Linked DNA regions of Homo sapiens: region 2 is linked to region 1. A link is an interaction called in ENCODE POLR2A ChIA-PET data of the cell type or tissue named here. Cell type or tissue: GM12878. All regions are shown on one strand. Each heading gives the region's core, and the rest is flanking DNA. Links, peaks and the distances in the headings are about the cores only. Region 1 overlaps SLC30A7 (solute carrier family 30 member 7). Region 2 has its middle 76 kb from the start of DPH5-DT.

The links. ChIA-PET counts read pairs that join two places held together with the same protein. Peaks named below come from ENCODE experiments on the same cell type or tissue, not always from the same donor. Only the 100,000 strongest peaks of a DNase experiment are listed, where the experiment ranks them.
Region 2: POLR2A ChIA-PET joins it to region 1 with 5 read pairs; 5 of 35 experiments call an interaction of 5 or more read pairs at or near these places.

Annotation. Positions count from the first base shown.
Region 1 is chr1:100,943,780-100,951,789 of GRCh38, reverse strand. The region is part of intron 8 of SLC30A7 (solute carrier family 30 member 7); the gene reads right to left. Among named protein-coding and RNA genes, the nearest start is that of SLC30A7, 52 kb to the right of the region's middle. RefSeq lists an enhancer at 1,965-2,014. In GM12878, for the core only: no CTCF peak of the experiment used is centred there; no DNase peak of the experiment used is centred there.
Region 2 is chr1:101,097,760-101,105,769 of GRCh38, reverse strand. No RefSeq gene overlaps it. Among named protein-coding and RNA genes, the nearest start is that of DPH5-DT, 76 kb to the right of the region's middle. In GM12878, for the core only: no CTCF peak of the experiment used is centred there; a DNase peak (open chromatin) is centred at 4,904.

The DNA of each region.
Region 1 (8,010 bases), core at 2,133-7,132:
CCCAGCCATTCTTCTTACCCTAGCCAGGTGGGTAAGGAGGGAGAAATCAGGAGGTTGTTGGCAGGACCTCACTGGCCAGAGGAGGGTCTGAGTTAGGTCCTCCAGGTGGGAAGACTTTTCACAACATGGAGAGGATTGCAGGCAGGCTGAGCAGCACGAACAAAGGCACAGCAGTTACCACGAGCCTGGCATGAGCACACTGGGCAGTAGGGAGACAGTGCTAACTGAAGAAAAGAGGTGCACCTTGGAGCATTATGGGAAGTAATGCTGTGGAAAAGTTGGGTTCCATTCTTCTTCAACTACGAGACTTGGAGGGTAGTGCCTCCTTTTTCACAAGCAACATGTTAGTATAATTTGTGGATCTTCTTTGCTGAAAATTAGGAATGGATTAACTAAGATTCTATAACAAAGCTTTTTTTTCTGATTAGCATTTTTCTGTCTTTTCTGATTCCTTTAACCTGATTCCCTTTTTCGCTGTTATTTGTTGTTATTGCTTTGCTTTTTCTAAATGAGTTCTAGCTTTGTAGTAGACAAAGGGGTACTTTGTGTCAGTACCCTGACATACCCCTCCCCTGCTTCGCACCCCTTTTCCTTCTAACTGCCAGCATTTCACCTAACATCTTTCTCTAACCCCAAAGCTTGCTTTGCATATCTGCCAAGTGGAAAAAATCTGATTCACACTCCCTCACTTTTCAGCAGCTGTCTTCCAACGACTGAGGAGTTGGTCTATAAATCCCATTTCCCTTCTTCCCCTCCAGTGGGATAACTCTGAAACATGACTCCTACGCTGGCTCCCCGAGTTACTCAGCAACTTAAGCTCCTGTTGCCTATAGTGGTAACTTAATTGACACTGAACCCGATGCTGGCTCCTTCCCTTCCCTGTCTCACTTCTCCACTCCTCTACAGGTGTTTGTTAGGATCACCTCCCAGATAAACTACTTGCACTTGAATCCATGTCACAGGGGGACATGAATCATGTCTCTAGGGCAACCCAAACTAAAATAGGATTTCATCAACATAGTGAGTGCTTTTAACTAGTCGGGGTTAAAGTTATAAAAGTGACTTTGTGGGCTCTTTCAGAGAACTTTGCCTACAGTAAAGTCCTGATTTTAGGAGAAGCTGATTTTTAAAGTGTATAAAAGGACCAGCCCACAGAAAAAAATGCAAAAGCTCAGGAAAACATCAACAGTAAAAATAACCCCAGTGGACCTTGGCAAGAGGCAGTGATAGAAAACAATGTGAAAGTTTTCTGCCATCATAGAGCTGACTGGTACAGTCAAATGACATGACCAAAAACAAATCTCTGACACCCAATTTCCATTCTGGGCCCAAACTCCATGCTGACTTCCAAAGTTACATGTTTAAGTAAACCTAAATTGTGAAATAAAAACAAAGAAAAAGAACTCTTATTTAACTGATTACCTAAAATACAAAATTTTAAATAACACTGTGAGAATATATTTTTTATTGAATATCTCAAAGTAAGTTAATTGCTACTTACACTGGATGCTAACCATATTAAAATATTTAGTTGCTGAGGTATGACTGGAATTCATGTTTCCAAAGGATTAATTAAGCAAAACAACAGATTAATTTAAGGGCAGGCTATACCCAGTGGTGGAGAGTTTGAAATTAACATACAGATTAAGAGTGACCATTAAAACTAAAGAACCACTGCAGCTCCCAGCGTGATCGACGCAGAAGACGGGTGATTCCTGCATTTCCAACTGAAGTACCTGGTTCATCTCACAGGGCCTGGTTGGACAGTGGGTGCACCCTGCAGAGAGCGAGCTGAAGCAGGGTGGGGCATCACCTCACCCAGGAAGTGCAAGGGGTTGGGGGATTTCCCTTTCCTAGCCAAGGGAAGCCATGACAGACTGTACCTGGGAAAAGGGGACACTCCCACCTACATACTGCACTTTTCCCATGGTCTGAGCAACCGGCAGACCAGGAGATTCTCTCTCATGCCTGGCTTAGTGGGTCCCATACCCACAGAGCCTTGCTCACTGCTAGTGCAGCAGTCTGAGATCGACCTGCAATGCTGCAGCCTGGCTGGGGGAGGGGCATCTGTATTGCTGAGGCTTGAGTAGGTAAACAAAACAGCCAGGAAGCTCAAACTGGGAGGGGCCCACCGCAGCTCAGTAAGGCCTACTGTCTCTACAGACTCCACCTCTGTGGGCAAGGCATAGCTGAACAAAAGGCAGCAGAAACTTCTGCAGACTTAAACGTCCCTGTCTGATAGCTCTGAAGAGAGCAGTGGTTCTCCTAGCATGGTGTTTTGAGCACTGAGAACGGACAGACTGCCTCCTCAAGTGGGTTCCTGACCCCCATGAAGCCTAACTGGGAGACACCTCCCAGTAGGGGCTGACAGACACCTCACACAGGCGGGTGCCCCTCTGGGATGAAGCTTCCAGAGGAAGGATCAGGCAGCAATATTTGCTGTTCTGCAGCCTCCGCTGGTGATACCCAGAAAAACAGGGTCTGGAGTGGACCTACAGCAAACTCCAACAGACCTGAAGCTGAGGGACCTGACTGTTACAAGGAAAGCTAACAAACAGAAAGGCATAGCATCAACCTCAACAAAAAAAGACATCTACACCAAAACCCCATCATAGACCAAAGGTAGATAAAACCACAAGATGGGGAGAAACCAGAGCAGAAAAGCTGAAAATTCTAAAAACCAGAGCGCCTCTTCTCCTCCAAAGGATCGCAGCTCCTCACCAGCAACAGAACAAAGCTGGACTTAGACGAGTTGACAGAAGTAGGCTTCAGAAGATCAGTAATAACAAACTTCTCCAAGCTAAAGGAGCATGTTCTAACCCATCACGAGGAAGTTAAAAACCTTGAAAAAAGGTTAGATGAATGACTAACTAAACAGTGTAGAGAAGACCTTAAATGACCTAAGGGAGCTTAAAACCATGGCATGAGAACTTCATGACGCATGCACAAGCTTCAATAGCCAATTTGATCAAGTGGAAGAAGGGTATCAGTGATTAAAGATCAAATTAATGAAATAAAGCAAGAAGACAAGTTTAGAGAAAAAAGTAAAAAGTAACAAAGCCTCCAAGAAATACAGGACTACGTGAAAAGACTAAATCTACGTTTGACTAGTATACCTGAAAGTGACAGGAAGAATGGAACAAAGTTGGAAAACACTCTTCAGGATATTATCCAGGAGAACGTCCCCAACCTAGCAAGGCAGGCCAACATACAAATTCAGGAAATATAAAGAACACCACAAAGATAGTCCTCGACAAGACCAACCCCAAGACACACAATTGTCAGATTCGCCAAGGTTGAAATGCAGGAAAAAAATGTTAAGGGCAGCCAGAGAGAAAGGTCGGGTTACCCACAAAGAGAAGCCCATCAGACAAACAGTGGATCTCTCAGCAGAAACCCTAAAAGCCAGAAGAGAGTGGGGGCCAATATTTAAATTTCTTAAAGAAAAGAATTTTCAACCCAGAATTTCATATCCAGCCAAACTAAGCTTCATAAGCGAAGGAGAAATAAAATCTTTTACAGACAAGCAAATGTGGAGAGATTCTGTGGGCCTGCCTTACAAGAGTTCCTGAAGGAAACACTAAACATGGAAAGGAACAACCAGCACCAGCCACTGCAAAAACATGCCAAATTGTAAAGACCATCGATGCTATGAAGAAACTGCATCAATTAATGGGCAAAATAACCAGCTAACATCATAATGACAGGATCAAATTCACACATAACAATATTAACCTTAAATGTAAATGGGTTAAATGCCCCAATTAAAAGACACAGACTGGCAAACTGGATAAAGAGTCAAGACCCATCAGTGTGCTGTATTCAGGAGACCCATCTCACATGCAGAGACACATATCGGCTCAAAGTAAAGGGATGGAGGAAGATCTACCAAGCAAACGGCAAGCAAAAAAAGAGCAGGGATTGCAATCCTAGTCTCTGATAAAACAGACTTTAAAACAACAAAGATCAAAAGAGACAAAAGAAGGCCATTACATAATGGTAAAGGGATCAATTCAACAAGAAGAGCTAACTATCCTAAATATATATGGACCCAACAGAGGAGCACCCAGATTCATAAAGCAAGTCCTTAGAGACCTACAAAGAGACTTAGACTCCAACACAATAATAATGGGAGACTTTAACACCCCACTCTCAATATCAGAACAAGACAGAGGGTTAACAAGGATGTCCAGGACTTGAACTCAACTCTGCACTAAGCGAAATTAACAGACATCTACAGAACTCTCCACCCCAAATCAACAGAATATACATTCTTCTCAGCACCACATCACACTTATTCTAAAATTGACCACATAATTGGAAGTAAAGCACTCCTCAGCAAATGTAAAAGAACAGAAATCACAACAAACTCTCAGATCACAGTGCAATCAAATTAGAACTCAGGATTAAGAAACTCACTCAAAACCACACAAGTACATGGAAACTGAACAACCTGTTCCTGAATGACTACTGGGTAAATAATGAAATGAAGGCAGAAATAAAGATGTTCTTAGAAACCAATGAAAACAACGACACAATGTACCAGAATCTCTGGGACACATTTAAAGCAGTGTGCAGTGGGAAAATTATAGCACTAAAGGCTCACAAGAGAAATCTGGAAAGATCTAAAATCAATACCCTAATATCACAATTAAAATAACTAGAAAACCAAGAGCAAACAAATACAAAAGCTAGCAGAAGGCAAGAAATTCCTCTATGCAAATAAACTAGAAAATCTAGAAGAAATGGATAAATTCCTTGACACATACACCCTCCCAAGACTAAACGAGGAAGAAGTTGAATCTCTGAATAGACCAGTAACAAGCTCTGAAATTGAGGCAATAATTAACAGCCTACCAACCAAAAAAAGTCCAGGACCAGACAGATTCACAGCTGAATTCTACCAGAGGTACAAAGAAGAGCTGGTACCATTCCTTCTGAAACTATTCCAATCAATAGAAAAAGAGGGCATCCTCCCTAACTCATTTTATGAGGCCAGCATCATGCAGATACCAAAGCCCGGCAGAGACACTACAAAAAAAAGAAAATTTTGGAACAATATCTTTAATGAACATCGATGCAAAAATCCTCAATAAAATACTGGCAAACCAAATCCAGCAGCACATCAAAAAGCTTATCCACCATGATCAAGTGGGCTTCATCTCTGGGATGCAAGGCTGGTTCAACATATGCAAATCAATAAACGTAATCCATCACATAAACTGAACCAACTACAAAAACCACATGATTATCTCAAAAGATGCAGAAAAGGCCTTTGACAAAATTCAACAGGACTTAATGCTTAAAAACTCTCAAACTAGGGATTGATGGAATCTATCTCAAAATAATAAAAGCTATTTATCACAAACCCACAGCCAATATCATACTAAATGGGCAAAAACTGGAAGCATTTCCTTTGAAAACCGGCACAAGACAAGGATACCCCCTCTCACCACTCCTGTTCAACATAGTGTTGGAAGTTCTGGCCAGGGCAATCAGGCAAGAGAAAGAAAGAAACGGTATTCAATTAGGAAAAGAGGAAGTCAAATTGTCCCTGTTTGCAGATGACATGAATGTATATTTAGAAAACTCCCATCATCTCAGCCCAAAATCTCCTTAAGCTGATAAGCAACTTCAGCAAAGTCTCAGGATACAAAATCAATGTGCAAAAATCACAAGCATTCCTATACACCGATAACAGACAAAGAGAGAGCCAAATCATGAGTGAACTTCCATTCACAATTGCTTCAAAGAGAATAAAATACCTAGGAATCCAACTTACAGGGGATGTGAAGGACCTCTTCAAGGAGAACTACAAACCACTGCTCAATGAAATAAGAGGACACAAATGAATAGAAGAACATTTCATGCTTGTGGATAGGAAGAATCAATATCATGAAAATGGCCATACTGCCCAAGGTAATTTATAGATTCAATACCATTCCCATCAAGCTACCAAGGACTGTCTTCACAGAATTGGAAAAAACTACTTGAAAGTCCATATGGAACCAAAAAAGAGCCCGCATTGCCAAGACAATCCTAAGCAAAAAGAACAAAGCTGGAGGCATCACGTTACCTGACTTCAAACTATACTATGAGGCTACAGTAACCAAAATAGCATGCTACTGGTACCAAAACAGAGATATAGACCAATGGAACAGAACAGAGGCCCCAGAAATAATACCACACATCTACAACCATCTGATCTTTGACAAACCTGAAAAAAACAAGAAATGGGGAAAGGATTCCCTATTTAATAAATGGTGCTGGGAAAACTGGCTAGCCATATGTAGAAAGCTGAAACTGGATCCTTTCCTTACACCTTATACAAAAATTAATTCAAGATGGATTAAAGACTTAAATGTTAGACCTAAAACCATAAAACCCCTAGAAGAAAACCTAGGCAATACCATTCAGGACATAAGCATGGGCAAGGACTTCATGACTAAAACACCAAAAGCAATGGCAACAAAAGCCAAAAGAGACAAATGAGATCTAATTAAACTAAAGAGCTTCTGCACAGCAAAAGAAACTACCGTCAGAGTGAACAGGCAACCTACAGAATGGGAGAAAATTTTTGCAATCTACCCATCTGACAAAGGGCTAATATCCAGAATCTACAAAGAACTTAAAACAAATTTACAAGAAAAAAACAACCCCATCAAAAAGTGGGAGAAGGATATGAACAGACATTTCTCAAAAGAAGACATTTATGCAGCCAACGGACACATGAAAAAATGCTCATCATCACTGGCCATCAGAGAAATGCAAATCACAACCACAATGAGATACCATCTCATGCCAGTTAGAATGGCGATCATTAAAAAGTCAGGAAACAACAGATGTTGGAGAGGTTGTGGAGAAATAGGAACGCTTTTACACTGTTGGTGGGAGTGTAAATTAGTTCAACCATTGTGGAAGACTGTGGCGATTCCTCAAGGATCTAGAACTAGAAATACCACTTGACCCAGTGATCCCACAAAGGATTATAAATCATGCTACTATAAAGACACATGCACACGTATGTTTATTGTGGCACTATTCACAATAGCAGACTTGGAACCAACCCAAATGTCCATCAATGATAGACTGTATTAAGAAATTGTGGCACATATACACCGGGGAGTAGGGGGTGGGGGGAGGGATAGCATTAGGAGAAATACCTAATGTAAATGAGGAGTTGATGGGTGCAGCAAACCAACATGGCACATGCATACCTATTTAACAAACCTGCAAATTGTGCACATGTACCCTAGAACTTAAAGTATAACAAAATAAAAAATAAATAAATAAAAAAACTAAAGAACCAAAAGGAGCCAATTTTTTTTTCTTTTTGCAGCTAGTAAGTTAAAAAATCTCAATATGCTTTTCACGTTTTTGACTTACTTTTCTTTGAAGGGCTAAATATGTGGATGATTCCAAAGTCAAAAATATTTTAAAAACATATTCTGTCTGGGTATGGTGTCTCACACCTATAATCCCAGCACTTTGGGAGACTGAGGAGGGTGGATTTCTTGAGTCCAGGAGTTTGAGACCAGCCTGGACAACATGGCAAAACCCCATCTCTACAAAAATTAGCCAGGCGTGGTGGTGTGCACCTGTAGTCCTAGCTACTTGGGAGGCTGAAGTAGGAGGATGGCTTGAGGCCAGGAGGCAGATGCTGCAGAGACTGTGCCACTGCCCTCACTCTAGCCTGGGTGACAGAGCCAGACCCTGTCTCGAAAAAATATATAAATAAAATAAAATGAAAATTCAAAGTCTCACTTCTAATCCCTTTCCTCTGCCGAAAAGGTAACTATATTTGCTTTTGATTTATTCTTCCAGTGTTTCTTTTCAAAATTATATGAAAACATTTAGATTATATGCATGTCTCTTCTTCTTATATAAAAGGTAGCAGTGCTTTTATATAGTTTATGCTATAAACCTATATATCATGTGCTACATATTAAGTGCTATCTTGTTTTCTTAATAATATTCTTGAAAATCATACCACATTACCACATAAAGATC
Region 2 (8,010 bases), core at 2,023-7,022, 150 kb before region 1:
AAATAGGTTATTCTTTCATTTTTTTCTATAGATACTAAACCAAAAAATTTTAAATCAAATTAGAAAACAGCAAATTTTAAAAATTCAAGTGACAGAATATCTGTACTATTTACAGGCTGTCAATAAGACACATTCCTTACTTCTCAGAGGTATATAACCCATTAAAACATTGGCTATGATTTTTAATTTAATAACTTTTGAAAAAGTGTGTTCTTTTTCTTGTACACATAATGTTAAGCATAGTTTTCTCTATATAGAGAGCAATTATTCTTTTATATTAGCAATATATAAAGAATCCAAGCTATTATTTAATAGATTATCAGTTTTTCTAGGATTTTCTCACCTTTCTATCAATCACATTCAAAGTTTCTTTCATAACAAATTCTAGAAATAAAACAAATACTAGAAACAAAAAACTTCTAGAAATATGCCAAGAGACACACTAGAGGTACATATAAGAACCTTTGTTAATGCCGGGCATGGTGGCTCACGCCGGTAACCCTAGCACTTTGGGAGGCCAAGGCAGGCAGGTCACCTGAGGTCGGGAGTTAAGACCAGCCTGGCCAACATGGTGAAACCCCATCTCTACTAAAAATACAAAAAAAAAAAAAAAATTAGCCAGGTGTGGTGGCACTCTCCTGTAATCCTACCTACTCAGGAGGCTGAGGCACAAGAATCGCTTGAACCCAGAAGGCGGAGGTTGCAGTGAACCAAGATCGCGCCACTGCACTCCCGCCTGGGCGATAGAGTGAGACACTGTCTCAAAAACAAACAAACGAAAAAAAACGTTTGTTAAGAAAGGTGATTTGAAGTCTTGAGAATTAATTTAACTCTAAACTAGTGTAATTGCACTTTTACTGAAGAATAGATAGCTTTTATATAAAGATTCATTTGATATAGAAATAAATTGCCTCTTTGGAAAACTAGATACACACCTCTAAAATGGTCCTCTAAGACTACAGGGTTCTTAGCAATTTAACACCCTCTGTCCATGAGAATGAAAAAAATTAAGCACAAATTAGTTGATTTGTAGGTGCATATCCACAAATGGAAACCAAAATGGCAAATGCAGTTTTACATTCAGTAATCCAACCGCTTTAAATAACCTTTCTGTAAGAGGTTAAAATACTGTGAGGAAATATGTGTGAAAAAAATAGCTTATTAAATATTAATTCTTGAACCTTACAGTATCTGTACCTTCAAGCATTCAGTGATACATAAAAAACTTTAAAATAATACCCGGAAGAAAATCCATGTGACATATAACAAAGGACTTATATATCTGTTTTATAAAGAATTACTACAAATTAGTAAGGAAGCATAAACAAATCCAGTAGTATCAATGGGTTTTGTACATGAAAGGGCAATTCTCCAAAGAAATACAAGTACATAATAAATATATAAAATTGTGCTAAACTTCACCAGCTAAGAAATAGAAATTAAAATAAATATAAATTTTTTCTAATCAGATTAGAAAAATTAAAAATATTGAAAACAACAACTGTTGGATATGTGCTGGGTCTGGGGAAACGAACTCTATTATACTGTTGGTAGAAGTACAAATCTACACAAACTTTTGGAGGATAATTTAGTTTTTTCTGTTCAAATATGAAAAGTATACATCCTATTACCTACGAATCTCACTTCTAAGAATTCATCATGTAGGCACAGCTACATGAGAATGTAAAAGTAAAATAGAAGATGTTCATTACAGCATTATTAGTAACTGCAAAATATTAGGGGCAACTTAAATATCTATTGATAAGTGAATGTGAAATGAATTAAGATATAGACATAAACTGGAACACTATTGTAGCTATTAGATAGAGTTTCTGATATACTGGCAATGTTCTTCTTAACCTGAGTAATGGATGTATGGATGTTCACTATATAGCTACATATATCATTGTACATATGTTTTTACATGCTTCTGAATTTTCAAAAGAAATTAGAAAAGAATAAGGTGATGTCTATATGTATTAATCAAGTAAGAAGTACGTGATATGAAAAAACACAATAGAAGATCATTATGAGTGGCAAATCCCAATTTTATGAGAAAAAGCATCCTGTGTATGCATATATATAAACACATAGCTATGCTTACATGGCATATAAAAAACTAGGGGGAATATGAAGCAAACCTCTGGAAAATGGGATTATAAGGATACTTATCAGAGGAATAGAGTAGCATTGGAGAGATTTATACTCTTTATAAAATATGTTTTTTGTCATATATAGAAGACTAAAGAAGATATATATATATGTGTGTGTGTGTAATATATATATATATATATATATATAACTTCTGTGTGTATATTTCAATTATCCAAAAAAGCCTGCCACTTAAGCAAGCAAAATAAATTTAAAGAGACTAAATTTTAACACTTATCCAGCAATAGAAAGTCAGCTATGCAGTTAATTGACAACAAGCAGGTATCTATTGAGCACATAATAATGAATTGTCTGATGTACTTGGTGGAGCATAGCTTACAGGAAAGTTTAACACACTCTGGTTATACCTATGTTTCTTGCATCACAATTAGAGAAATAAAACTATTTTATCAACTCCAGTAGATCCATTTTTATATTATATTTTAGATAATAAATCTGAATACAACAAAAAATCATGATACATTGAAAATTTTCCCCAAATAATAATATAAGCAGAAACTTACCCAGTGCTAATTAAGTTCCAGGCCTGACTTTAAATGCATGATATGTATTAATATATTACAACCAATTATTGTAATCATTCCTGTTTTACAGATGAAGAAAATGAGACACAGAGAGGTTAAGTAACTTGACAAAGTTCACACAGCTTGCAAGTGATGGGGTCAAGATTCAAACTTAGGCATTCTGATTCTAATATTTCCACCATGCCTTATTGTTTCTCAAATAACTCCAAGTAAAACCTAATATTCGTTATTAAACGATGTTATAACATTAAAATGTGTTTTGTTTTTACCTTCAAAAGGCACATAAAAACATTTTTGTAAAACATAGAACACAGTAAAATGTAAAATATGTTTATTGCAAAACTTTAGTTATTGCTTCCCTTTCCATAACACAAAGATTTTTGTTTTGATACTACAGTGGATTACAGTGAATGTTACACATGTCAAAACAAAGTTCTTTTCTTGAAGGAAATAGTATATAAGTTTGAGAAATTGATCATAATTAACTGTTTCTTGTTTACTTAAGTAGACTAATATGAATTGAGCCTACAGTAATGTTTATACATTCCAATGCAAAAGAACTGCAGACAAAGCTAAATCTTGAATAATTTCTTAAGACTTATTCTGCATTAGTAGATAAAACTTTGAGAGTAAATGAGACTATGCAATCATTTTTTTCGAGTAAATTAAAATTCAGTTTAGAAGATGGAGGACATTTCTTAAAATTCTAGAGAATAACAATAACATTGTGTAAAAGAAAGTATTAGAATAAATGTAATAAGTTATATGAAATATATAAAGAACAGTTCAGAGGTAGAAACTGTTGGGATATGAAATAATTACAGGAATTTTTATGCCTAATATGGAACTTGGACCTAATATGGAACTTGGAACAAGAGAAGGAATGAATTGAGGAGGCATAAAAGAGAGTACTTTACTCTTTTAAAAAAACAAAACATATAATATTATTTTACTTACACTCTTAGGACTGCTGAAAAATTATTATTATTATTGAGGTATATTTTGAAAAAATATCTTACACTATTCAGCAGGAAGGTCTTTTTAAGCTAATCATGTTATAATGTTTGAAAAAACTGTTTTTTCTTTAATTCAAGCCAATTAAATAACAAGAATCCCTTTCTTTGCAATTCTTTTATGCACTATTTACCCAGCACTGTTTCTCTAACTTTACTTACACTTATTTGTCAAAGCAAATGTATAGATCAGTTGATTTCTAGTTATTATACATGTGTTTCACCAATAAGAAGTAAAGAGGTTATTGACTAATCAAAGTCAATCTAGTAACATTCAGACCTTCTAACTTGCATTTCAAAGCTTCACCATACTCAGAATATTATGGCATGAGAATATGAAAGTGCAAACTCTAAGAATTAGGATCCTTAAATGAATAGTGGGATGTAGAAAAGAGAGAAGAGTCTACCGTGAGCTGCATCTTCCAACTCCTTAAAATACAAATGTTTATACCAGGAAAACTCATGTGAATAAAATGCTTCATGCTGTCAAAGGGAAAAAGGAAGTTGCGCAAGAATTGACTATTAAGGAAAGTTTCAAGGTAGAAGCAAATTTAATGATAGAATGGCTCAGAAGTGGTTTAAGAATATTTTATTTAAAAAAAGTAAAGCAACTAGTTTTATTATCCTTAATAAACTCCCTAGGCCTTATCTATGTCTACCCAGAAATTTTCTATAAATACTTAAGTTTATAGAGATTGTCAGAAGAACTCCCACTCTTCCCAGTACATAAGGGAGAAAGGGTAGATGTATGTCGGTCATACTGTGGGGAGGAGAGGGCAGGACGGGGGTGGCAGGTAGGTATTTGTGCCAAGAGACTGAGAACTTGTCCCAAAATAAATGCCTGGAAAAGATCCAAACTTTCAGTCATCAACATTCAGTGCCTTTGCCACACAAGCAAAAAGGAATAAAATACACAAGAAAAGCAGACAAATTAAAAAAGAGAATCCATCAGAGACCCACCAAAAATTGTTTATTTTTAAAGTTGGTTGAAGAAGATGTCAAGGTCAGCTCATTACATATACCAATTATCCTTTTGATGATCTCAGGCTACAGCAAAAGCAATATAGAGCAATAACCTTAAACGCTCATATAGGAAGTGGAGGAAAATATTGTTTATTAAGGTTGTTCATATTTGGGATCCTCAAGAAACTGAATAATACTGAAATTTGAGTGCACTGGGGCATGAAAGCAAATGCAAACCGCATATTAAAAATTTCAGCTTGAACTAACTAGAGCATGCAAAGCAGCCATTGGGATTTTTTGCATGTGGATTTTTCAGTCAGGCTTTATTATTTTAGTCAATGAATAGACTGCTTGATTTTTTACAGGATCGAAATGATATATTATTTGTTATCTATGTCCAACAGTATCAGTAACAATTAAAAGGATTGTTTCCTTGAACTCAGAGAGTGTTTTAAGTCATATATATTCCTTGTCTATTCTTCCTTTCAAAATCTCCTCCCTCCCAGATGTGGAAGTAAACATTACCTTATTGAATAAACAATAACATCTTCTTGATTCTCATGCTCTTCTCTCAGTTTCACAGATTTAAGTGTGAAAAGGACAGCCTGTAGTCTACAATGGGGATGGAAAATATTAGTGATCAAACTTGGTGAATAAAATGTTAAATAATATACTTTATGATGGATGAGGCTTTAAAAGATTGGTGAAGAATATGACACAAATCATAAAAAAACTGGAAACCAGGAAACTAGTTCACTGTCCAGTTGTGTTACCTTGTACAGATGACACTTTCTGGGCCTCAGTCTTGTCATTTAAGAACCTGCTTTAAGGGTGGTTGTGAATAACTAGATGAGGTTAATATCTTGAAACAAATACAGAACTGTATACAAAAGGCTGACATTGACTCTGTATTCTAATTTATTATTCATTAGTTAGCATGCAAAACAGTTTCTTATGAAGAGCATTAGATTCAGAATCTGAATGGAAACTTCTCTGGCCCTTATTTTCTTTATCTATAAATAAGGGATAATGCCACATACGGTTTTTTTTTAGTAGAATGCTACTGGTAGAAGCCAGTTATTTGTGGCAAGCAACAGGTTTACAGGGATTTTCCTGGGAATTTCAGATTCAATGTCTGTATTAGTTAAGATTAGGTTTTGCAGCAAATAACAGAAAACCCTCCAAAATGATAAATTAAAGAACATGGAAGTTTATTTTTTCTCATAGGGATGTCTCGGAAGTGGTTCATGGCTGGCATGATGCTCCATGTTGTCAGGAACTCAGACTCCATTCATCTTGGTATTCTTTCCTGAAGGCTTCAACCTCACAGTCTCAACATGGCAGCATTACATTCCAGAGGAGCAGAACAGGGAAAGGGTCAGAAGACAAGAGAGGAGAGGAACATACCTCGCTCTCCTGCTATTTTCTGTGCCTGGCTGCAAGCTAGAAATGCCGTGTCCGTTGCAAATGGCCACACATCTGAGGCCCTACCACCATGGGAACAGCCACTGGGAGATAACTAGCAGGTTTTACCATTTGTCATTTAATTATTTTAAAGTTAGAAACTTTTTCTTTTTGAATGTCTGAAAGAGAATGGCCTGAGAAATATTTTGGAAAAGTTAAATGAAGCTGCTTTGTGACTGTTTATCACTGTGTTTTTAATTTTGAAAAAGTAAGCTCCAAGACTTCCAGTTTCCAATTTCACATGTAAGGAGCTGGGAATTTGCCACTCTGTTCTAACAAGTAAAAGCTGAGCTAACTGAAAAATCAACAACTCTTCTTGAGTCCATAAGAGAAGTGAGGTCACAGGGCAAACCGTTGCCCCCAAAATTAGCAAGATGGACAGGCAGATATAGAGAATCACAATATACTGGAGCAGAAACCTCCATGGGAGCCACTGCTGGGGTAGGAAAACCTAAACTGTAATTGGTGAATTGCTGGAGGCTATGTGTACACAAGTCTGAGAGATAAAAACTCTGGAAGACCTAGTCACAAGGGGGCCACCATGCTTTTGTAAGTTTTACCATCAGCAGCATGACCAGATTATCAGACTAACTATTGAAGAAAACTACATTGTGCTTCTGGCAGTAGGAAGGAAAGAAAAATCATTTTGATATATGCCAGAGCGCTCTGTTCTTAACAAGGTCTGCTCTTAGGAGAAACTGTTTAACCAAAGCCTAACCTGCTGGGGTTTTATCAGAGCCTAACTCACCTAAGGGAATTGAAATAAACAACTCCAGCCTATTCTAGCTGTCCTATTCCACTTAGAAAGGGAAGGCCTAAGAAACAATTGTGATGTTCAGAGTCCAGAGGAATAGGCTTGCTAAAAGATGGAGACCTAATCATAGGACTATAGAAAGTTTCCCCTCTTCCAACACCTTATCACCATATTAGTAAAGGCCTATTTACAGCACTTCCTTTCACCCAGTACACCATGTTCAGCTATCAAGAAAAAATTACAAGGCATACTGTTTCAGCCCATTTTGTATTGCCATAACAGAATACCTGAGACTAGGTAATTTACAATGAATAGGTATTTATTCAGCTTGTGGTTTTAGGGGCCGGGCAGTCCAAGGTTGATGGGCAAATCTAACAAAGGACTTCTTGCTGTGTCAGCCCATGGAAGAATGGCAGAAATGCAAAAAAGCATGCAGGAGTGGGAAGGGGGCCAACCTCATCCTTTTATCAGAAACCCACTCCTGCGATAACAGCATTAAGTCATTCATGAGGGGAGAGCCCTCATGAACTAATCACTTCTTAAAAATCTGAAATCTCAACACTGTTGCAGTGGGGATTGTCTTTGTTTTGTGTTGCCATGAAGGAATACCTGAGACTGGGTGCTTTAAAAGGAAAAGACGTTGATTTAGCTCATGGTTCTGTAGGCTGAGAAGTTTAAGGGCTTGGCCGTGACTCTGGTGAGGACTTTCATGCTGTATCACAACATGGCAGAGAAGGTCAAAGGGGAAATGAACGTGTACAAAAAGAAGGAAACCTGAGGGTCGTCCTGGCTTTATAACAACCCACTCTCTCAGGAACTAAATCCATTCCCATGAGAACAGCACCATATCGTTTGTGAGAAATCCATCTCCATAACCCAACTACCTCCCGCTAAGCCCTACTTCCCAGTATTATCACACTCGGGGTCAAATTTCAACATAAGTTTTGGTGGGGACAAACAAACCATATCTAAGTCACAGCAATGATTAAGTTTCCAACACATGAACCTTGGGAAACATATTCAAACCATAGCATATACTAAAAGGCAAAAGCAAAGTTTGAAGAGAAAGCAAGCATCAGAGCTTGGATGCTGCCACTCTGTTCTAACAAGTAAAGAGCCA